2 separate regions of the Homo sapiens genome follow, and region 2 is linked to region 1. A link is a loop called in an ENCODE intact Hi-C map of the cell type or tissue named here. Cell type or tissue: endothelial cell of umbilical vein. All regions are shown on one strand. Links, peaks and the distances in the headings refer to the core of each region. The heading gives the core; the rest is flanking DNA. Region 1 overlaps SYN3 (synapsin III). Region 2 overlaps SYN3 (synapsin III).

Region 1 (4,386 bases), core at 68-4,067:
TAGCCGGATGTTTAAAACTCAGGTGTAAATATTTATGGAAACTGCCAACACTAAATAAGCGACCTTATGAGTCAGGTTCTCCATCCACCTTCCCAGGGGGACTCAGATGCAAGAAATGTAAGTGGATTTTTCTAAGGTTCATTTTCTATTTTAAGCACCAGCATGAACAAAAGTCAGTTTGGGGTTCCCTCCCCTTCTCCTAGAGTTGCGCCAGACTTTTGGAGCTTGAGTTAGTTCCAAGACAGTGGGAGGAAACACCAATGTTATTGATCCAAATGGCATTCATGGAGATGTCCATCACTAGGTGCTCAGCTGATGGTCCACACAGGTTGCTGTTGAGCCAGGGATCCATTCCATGCATCTCCACTGCTCTGTGCTCTTCCTGGATGCACGGGAATCTTCCTGCTATTCTCATACCTCAGTAGGCACCCTTTCCGCGGCTCCATCCACCTGGACGTTTCAAGCAGCCACTTCCACTCTAGGGTCCTGCTGCTTCTCCAGTGACATAGTTCTACCAGGAAGTAATGTGCAGGTCCCCTCCTTGCCTGAATCTCCTTGGGACTTGTTCCTTATTCCAAGGCTCACGTGCCAGAAGTGGGGTACAGCTCCCCACCCCACCCCAACCCCCAAAATATCCCCTTTTGTGGATTTACCTCCACTTTTCCCCTTTCCCCCAGACAGGGAATTCTTGTCTCATCTCAGAGGTGAGAAGCCCTGCTCTTACATACCGTATTTCTCCCAAATCTGTTGTCTCCTATGCCAAGAGTTGTTTTGGTTTTCCTAAGAACTTGGGTTTTGGAAACAAAAGCAGAGGGCAGGGAGCAGTTACGTCCCTTTCCCAAAGCAGTAGCCACAGAGCAGCCCACTGGCTCAAATGGAGAAGGGTCTCAAGAGAAAGGACATACCAGGTGGAAACAATTACCAATTAACGTTTCAGAAATATCATCCAGCCTCACAAGCTTTAAACACACACGAAAGCACGTATTACTTGTAGAGTAAATTATTAAAGCAGACAAGTTTAAGATGCAAGGAGGTATTTTTCTGCCATTCCTGGGCCCTTAGCTTTTTTTTTTTTTCAGACGGAGTTTCGCTCTTGTTGCCCAGGCTGGAGTGCAGTGGTGCGATCTTCGCTCACCGCCACCTCTGCCTCCCGGGTTCAAGTGATTCTCCTGCCTCAGCCTCCCAAGTAGCTGGGATTACAGGCATGCGCCACCATGCCCGGCTAATTTTGTATTTGTAGTAGAGACGGGGTTTCTCCATGTTGGTCAGGCTGGTCTCGAACTCCCGACCTCAGGTGATCTGCCCTCCTCGGCCCTTAGCTCTCATTTAATTATTGTCTGGCTTTAGGGAGGATTCTGGGTCCCTTGTCCTTGCCTTCTTAATTTTCTTAGGAAAAGTGTTTTGAAGGAAGGAATGTCACTGTCAAAAGGCACAGTTTCACCTCTGAGTCCTCTCTGGATTCTCCCCTCTGGTGTTTTCTCTCGGACCTGGGAACCTCTTCTCTCCTCCTGTGTCTGCCACCTCTCACCACCCTTTCCCCAACCACTTCCTGCTACGACATCATTCTAAGAACTGAGCTGAGGCTGGAGAGAGCTAGGCAGTGGAGGGCCAAAGGCACTGTGATTCCAAAAAGAGGTCTGAACCAGGTTCTCCCCCATCCCTCCCCTTTCCCGGAACAGTCAGAAAAAGAGGAGAAAAGCCACCAAGGCCACAGCACTGGGAGGCCCCAGGCAGCCACCCCAGGAATGAGGGAGGAGGCCACGGGATAGAGGCCGCTGCTGCTCTTCCAAAGGGGATTTCTTCACTTCCTGCCAGGCTCTGGTACACAAACCTGTGTGTTTAGGAGGGAAAGGAATGTCACTGATTGCTCCAGTGGTGGTGGAAAGGGAAAAACGAAAATAACCTGCCCAGCAGTTCAGTTTCCTGTGCATGTGCCTGCATGTGCGAGCGTCAGTCCATCCGCCAGCCCAGCACACTTCCTGCTTGTCTGGGCTGGAAGGCGTTTATTTGGGAGGGTTGCGTGGAGCCAGGGCATGCTGAAAAGGCATTCCCAGGGCCCCTGACACTCACGTGGCAGGACAGCTGCCACCTGCCACCTAGAAGGAGGATCTTTATCCTCAGTGTGCCTTCAGGGACTGGTGGAGAGCACCTCCCTCTTCCTCTTCCCCACCTCATACCCCTCCCCTCCACTGCCAGCCTCCAACCCTGAATGTACGGTTGACTATCTGCTTATATGTCTCGTCTCCCTGCTAAACTTCAGGCTCCCCAAAGGGTAGCAATGGGGTCAAATTCCATTTTGTATGTCCTGCCTAGCACAGTTTCTGGCACTCAGTGGGTATTCAGTATATGTTTGTGAAACTGCACTCTGTCTCCCATCTCCCTCCCTGAATAGTTCCTTTCTCCCATCATCAGTCAGTCTTGTCGCTTTTTTTTTTTTTTTTTTTTTTTTTTTTTGAGGCAGAGTCTCGCTTGCCCAGGCTGGAGTACAGTGGTGAGATCTCGGCTCACTACAACCTCCACCTCCTGGGTTCAAGCGATTCTCCTGCCTCAGCCTCCAAGTAGCTGGGATTACAGGTGCCCAGCTAATTTTTTGTATTTTTAGTAGAGACGTGGTTTCTTCATGTTGGCCAGGCTGGTCTTGAACTCCTGACCTTGTGATCCACCCGCCTCGGCCTCCCAAAGTGTTGGGATTACAGGTGTGAGCCACCGCGCCCGGCCCCTTGTCTCTTTCTTTAAGCACATCCTCTCAGTAAATGCTCTGAACTGTCCTATAGGAGAAGTATTGTTACCTCCATTTTACAAATGAGAAGGCTAAACTCAAGGTCAAATTCATACCAATCATAAAATATTAGAGGTTTGAAATATTGAGATTTGAACATGGGGTCTTCTGATTTATTTCTACTATAACTCTTTTTTCCCTCCTCTGTTCTTCATTTATCTTTTCCTTTATGGGTCTGTTCTGCCCCCCCCGCCCCCCCACCATTTCTAATTTGCCCTCTCATTATTCTTAGAGATCTCTTACAGTGATTTCAAGGACTCTCTGGGCTTTTGGCAGAAGGCTTAAGTTGACCCCTGTGGGGCGAGATTAGGTGGCAACGCAAAGTGTGAAGATAAACATCCTTCACATCCCTGCTCAAATCTCACCCCCTTGGTGGGGCGCAGTGGCTCACGCCTGTAATCCCAGCACTTTGGCAGGCCGAGGTGGGTGGGTCACAAGGTCAGGAGTTCAAGACCAGCTTGGCCAACATGGTGAAACCCCATCTCTACTAAAAATACAAAAATTAGCCGGGCATGGTGGCGTGCACCTGTAATCCCACCTACTCAGGAGGGGCTGAGGCAGGAGAATTGCTGAATCTGGGAGGCAGAGGTTGTAGTGAGCTGAGATCACATCATTGCACTCCGGCCTGAGTGACAGAGTGAGATTCCATCTCAAAAAACAAAAACAAAAAACAAACAAACAAATAACTTCCTCAAAAAAGGTTTCCCTATCACTTTTATAAGCTCATCTTTTTAAGTGTAAATTGTGTGCACATTTTATAATGTCCATATGGATCAGCATATTAATACAAGTATAACTTTTAGGTAGATTTAAAAAACAAATAACTCATCATATATTGAGATGCATCCTCACCTTTTTTTGATAGGGGGCCTGATCAAAAAGTTTGGGATAGGGCCAAGCACAGTGGCTCAAGCCTGTAATCCCAGTATTTGAGAGGCCAAGGTGGGAGGATCATTTGAGCTTAGGAGTTCGAGACAGCCTGGGCAACATAGTGAGACCCCCATCTCAAAAATAAAAATAAGGCCGGGTACGGTGGCTCACGCTTGTAATCCCAGCACTTTGGGAGGCCGAGGCGGGCGGATCACGAGGTCAGGAGATCGAGACCACGGTGAAACCCCATCTCGACTAAAAATACAAAAAATTAGCCAGGCGTGGTGGGGGCGCCTGTAGTCCCAGCTACTCGGAGAGGCTGAGGCAGGAGAATAGCGTGAACCCAGGAGGCGGAGCTTGCAGTGAGCCGCGATTGCGCCACTGCACTCCAGCCTGGGCGACAGAGCAAGACTCCATCTCAATTAAAAAAATAAAATAAAAAGATAAAAAATCAAAATCAAAATAAAAAAGTTTGGGGTAGGACACTGAGTGTGGCTTAAGTCCTTTCACAGTCTTGTGATTTGGATTGCCCTTCTAGAAAATGGTTGGAATCCTTAACCAGAAACTTCTTTATTATTATTATTTTTTTTAAATGGAGTCCTGCTCTGTCACCCAAGGCTGGAGTGCAGTGGCATGATCTCGGCTCACTGCAACCTCCGTCTCCCAGGTTCAAGCGATTCTCCTGCCTCAGCCTCCCGAGGAGCTGGGATTACAGGCGCTTGCACCACGCCTGGCTA
Region 2 (4,386 bases), core at 67-4,066, 190 kb before region 1:
GAGACTCTGTCTCAGAAAAAGAGAGGGGCGAGTATATCTCATGTTAAGTATTATCACAATAAAATAAAATAAAATAAAATAAAATACTCGAGGGTTTTCAAACCAGACTCTGTCTCCCAACTTTGATGTGATTTAGTGAATAACTCTACGTACTCTACTAAATAACTGTACTCATCTGGGTGGCCAAGTATAATAATTTTTTTGAAAAAAAAAAAAAACCCAGGCTTATTACGTAGAAAGTATTGAATAGCAAGAAGAGCCCTGGGCCAGGAATTGGAAGCTAGATACTCTTTCTGTTTTTTTCCATTCATTTTCTATGTGAGTTTGACAAATCATTTCCTCCTGGAGCCCTTGTTTTTTATTGTACAAAATGAACACGTTGGACTGGACATATTCTAGTGTCCCAATTAACCCTAGAATCTAAGAGTCCCATCACTTTATATTTCTAACTCATGCATTTCCCCTGGGTTCCACTTTCTCTTCGTTGTAGTGGTCCAAGTTGTCACGTGCTTCCTGTTTGCTATGTTCTAAAATCACATTTCTGAAAAGTCAAACTTGAGTTAAGACATTAGGATGCTTCAGCTGCCTCTTCTAGCTTTGTCTTCAGTCTCTTTCTCAGCCTGGGATCTGTCTGGGTGATCTGCACTTAACAAAACTGGGGACAGAAACAAGTACGGAGTTGGCCCCTAATCACCCCACCTGGTCCATCAGCTGCACATTCAAACTGAGAGGGGCCCATTTGCTAACTAGTGGGACATTGCTGATCTGTAACAATGCCGACAGCCTGCCACGCCTGCCCTGCCTGCCCCTGAGGAGGGCACATTATTCAGCTCCTTGCCTCAATTTTAGTGCCCTTCAACAATCTGTTTTCTTCATTAGCCACTGTCTTTTTTTGGTGGAGGTTGGGGGGGGTGCAGTGACATCCTATTTTCCAGGCTGACAGTCCAGCCAAGAGTAAATTAGTTACAGTGTAAATAAACCTGGGATAACTTCACAGCTTAAAGTGCATTAGGGGAGCACTGGACATTAATGCCAGGAAGGGAGGGGCAGGTGGATCCTGGTGTTAATGCCAAGTAAGGTCTTTTGCTCTGGCTCTGTGTGTTCTGAAATCTACATACAGAAGAATTCTAAAGAATGCCGAGAAGATAAGGGCTTCTGCCTTCAATCTTCCAATTATATGCTAGTCCTTGGTAATAAAAATGCTTCCAGGATAGCATCTCCATGGGGACCAGGCTTTACTGCCCCCCAACTCCGACCCCCACATATCAAGTGGAGATGTGCACAGCCATGAAGATGAAAATCCAGCCCCGCTGCCCTGATCATCTGGCTTTGAAGTAGCTGAAACAGCTCTCACAGACAAGTAGACTCTTCAGAGGATATCAGCCCACTCTAATGCTCTGAGTTAACTTTAAACAATTCACCTCTTCTCTGGGTCCCTTCAATTCCCAGGGACACCATCCAGCCCCGTCCTCCCTCTTAAAAATGGCAGAGCACCTTGGATGGCTGATTTCAAACATTCTTTGAGAGTCTCAGAAAAAGGTGTTTTTAAAACAGGAAGGAGCTCTCTTCTGCCTCAGGCTCCCACACCCTCCTGAAGGACATGCTTGAGGCATAAGGGTCACGCTGCCACCTTGATCTCAACTTCAACCTCAGCCCAACCTGAACCTAGCCAGCCTGCATCCCAGCCATGGAAGCTGCTATTTTTGAAATAGAAGGAATATTCAATACTTTTCACTCTGTCAATATTTTTACCTTCATGTTTCTCCTCTTCCCCCACCCCTGTGCCCCTGGTTGGGGAAAAAAAAACACACATTTTTTTAAAAGCTAAACAAAAACAAAACCCCATCCAGGCTGAGGCCAGCAGATCGCGGTGTTCTGGGTGGATTTTGCTACGTGCCAGCGAAGACCATCAGCAGGATTTGCAGGAAACACCTTGCGGAATCCACTGGGAGAAGCCAGGGGCCACAGAGAAGCGTGAGGCGGATACACTCACGGTCCATGTGACTGGCTGGCTCCCCAGGCCTGGGTACAGGAAACAACTGTGGGATTCCAGGGCCCTGCAGGGACAGACACACAGTGGTATTGCGGGGGCGGGGGGGTGGCCCTGTGGATCCCTCTGGTGTTTTCCAACGAGAATTCCTTTAACTCGCATATCTATTCCCAGCTGCCTGTGCATGACCTGTGCTGAGGGGACACAATAAGAAAGGTCACAGGCAGCTTCCCAAGAGCTTCCGTTCCAGGATTTGGCTGAAGCTCTGTTTCTGTGAAAGAGGGGCACACAGGGCAAAGACATGAGCACTTGGGCACCAGAGAACCTGGGGTTGAATCTCAGCTCCAGCTCCTCCTAGCTATAGACTGTCGGGCAAAGCATGTAACTTCTTTTCAGCTTGAAAAGGGAGATGCAATCATACAAGGCTCATAGGATGTTGCAGGCATTAAGGGAGATACTCCCCTTGAGGTACTTAGCACAGTGCCTGGTGCAAAGTAACCACTCAGTGAACAGCAGCGGTGACTACTGTTTTGTGAGAGGCCCCCTTTCCCAAGACAGTGAAGAGGCTAGAGGGCAGCGGGAAAAAGGACGAAGGGGTTCCAAGAAGAGAGAAAAGAAAATGCAAAGTACTAGCTGGGACCCATATGGGCCGTGCAAGCTCACAGCAGCCTGGCTGCCAACCTTCCTCCTCCTGAAATGTCGGCTGCCCCACTTACTCTTGTTTGGAGCATTTCAGTTTCAGGTCAGGTTGAAGCGAGGGACATTGACTGGTATCAGTCCAAGTGCAGTGAACACCCCAGAGCAATGCAGAGAGAGGCCCAGCAAGAGGCAGGAAGAGGAGGCGTCACTGGAAAATGCTCATTTCTCATTTAAGTCTGTCAGGGTCGCATCTTGGTCCCATTCTACCCAAGGGTGGGGTGTAGTTTGGTTGGGCCAAAAGTGGTACGTCAGAGTGCATGGTGAAGCCCGCTGACAAACCTTCCTTCTGGAGGAGCTGTGGGTGTGGGAAGCCAGCACTGATGTGCAGAGTGAGAAATGAGAGCTATGGAGTTGGCAGGCCTGCCTGGGCCAGGGTCAGTGCCCGGGGACCGGCATTGTCCTGGCTGGAGGAGGGAACAGCCAGTGGCCAGCAGTCTGTGAAGAGGCTGGGGTAGAATGAAGGCCAGACCCAGGCCAATTAAGGTCTGATGAAAATCCGGGCCGTTTTTCACGAAACAGGAGGCGGGCAGCCCTGCTGCGGTGGGGATGCTGGCTAGATGGAGCATCTGGCACCGATCAATTCCCAGGCCAAGAAGTGAGCCTACATGTGGGTGCAAATGAAATGCCGAAGGCCCGGGGACCCCACCCCCTCTGTCTTTGCCATAATGAAGTGCCAACTGGGAGCCAGCTGGGCAAAGGGGACATGTTGCCTTGCTCCGTCCACTGTTTGGTAACAATTACGAGCATTCTTTCAGCACCAACAGGAACAGTAAGCTGGGGGAGCAATTCTTTGAGCCACCAGGCGTGATCACGAAAGGAGGGTTTAGATCAAAGAGGGTATCAGTAATGTTCAACGCACCTCATGGGTCTCTGGCCTGGGACTAAAGCCGGCAATGGGATGGGGGAGCTGCTAAGAAGTGCCGAGCTGAATTAAGCAGTTCCTCTTTCATCTCTGCCCGTCTTCTTCAGCGGTACCCTCTGAGGGTAGAAATGGTGCCAGTTTCAGCTGGTTCCATGTGCCAAGTTCAAGTCCGCTATAGGGAGGAGGCTGGTAGTCTCCTCCAACCCTCAAGACCGCTCCTGGGGCAGTGGGGAGGTAAGGACCAATGTACCCAAGATCCTTGTTTTTTGTCTTTCCCCTCCTCATTGTGGGGCCCCCTAATGAGAGAGGAAGAGTGTGAATTTCCTTATGTGACTGTCTCCCCCAAGCTTGGCTGATATACTCTTCAGCCCCTACTCCCCTCCCCACCGCTGGCTCCAGCACTGAATCTGGGAACGCTCAGTCCAGCGTGCTGATGAGGCAAACACAGGGAAGGAAAGAGCTCAGTCTCCCAGAACCGGCCAAGAAGTCTATAGTGGGTAGGTAAGAACTCCCGCTGGATTGGGAAACCTTGGTTCTAACTGCCTGGACCACTAACTCATGAGGTAGCATCAGGCAGGTCACTTCCTGTCCCTGGGCCTGTTTCCCCAACTGGGAAGCAAACAGACCAAATAAAGGCCCTTAAAGTCTATGCATGGGTATGCCCTGCCTGTGGCCTAGAAGGCTCATCTAGAAGAGTGGAAAAGACTTATTTCAATTCTGCTCCTTCTTTCCTGGGTGCACAGCACCCAGCCAGGGATTGGATCTCTGACCTTTTTCTGAGGCTGGCTCTAACACAGCAGCCGGCAGATGGCAGAATTTTTTAGAGGCCTGTATC

Evidence for each region. Hi-C counts contacts between places; a loop is a spot of excess contacts. Peaks named below come from ENCODE experiments on the same cell type or tissue, not always from the same donor. Only the 100,000 strongest peaks of a DNase experiment are listed, where the experiment ranks them.
Region 2: a loop joins it to region 1, with 15 times the contacts of the local background. A loop is called at or near these places in 1 of 110 quality-filtered maps.

What each region holds. Positions count from the first base shown.
Region 1 is chr22:32,642,142-32,646,527 of GRCh38, reverse strand. The region is part of intron 6 of SYN3 (synapsin III); the gene reads left to right. All of the region lies in intron 1 of LOC105373002 (a long non-coding RNA gene), which reads right to left. Among named protein-coding and RNA genes, the nearest start is that of SYN3-AS1, 69 kb to the right of the region's middle. In endothelial cell of umbilical vein, for the core only: no CTCF peak of the experiment used is centred there; no DNase peak of the experiment used is centred there.
Region 2 is chr22:32,828,374-32,832,759 of GRCh38, reverse strand. All of the region lies in intron 6 of SYN3 (synapsin III), which reads left to right. The region is part of intron 1 of TIMP3 (TIMP metallopeptidase inhibitor 3); the gene reads right to left. Among named protein-coding and RNA genes, the nearest start is that of TIMP3, 29 kb to the right of the region's middle. In endothelial cell of umbilical vein, for the core only: no CTCF peak of the experiment used is centred there; a DNase peak (open chromatin) is centred at 2,059.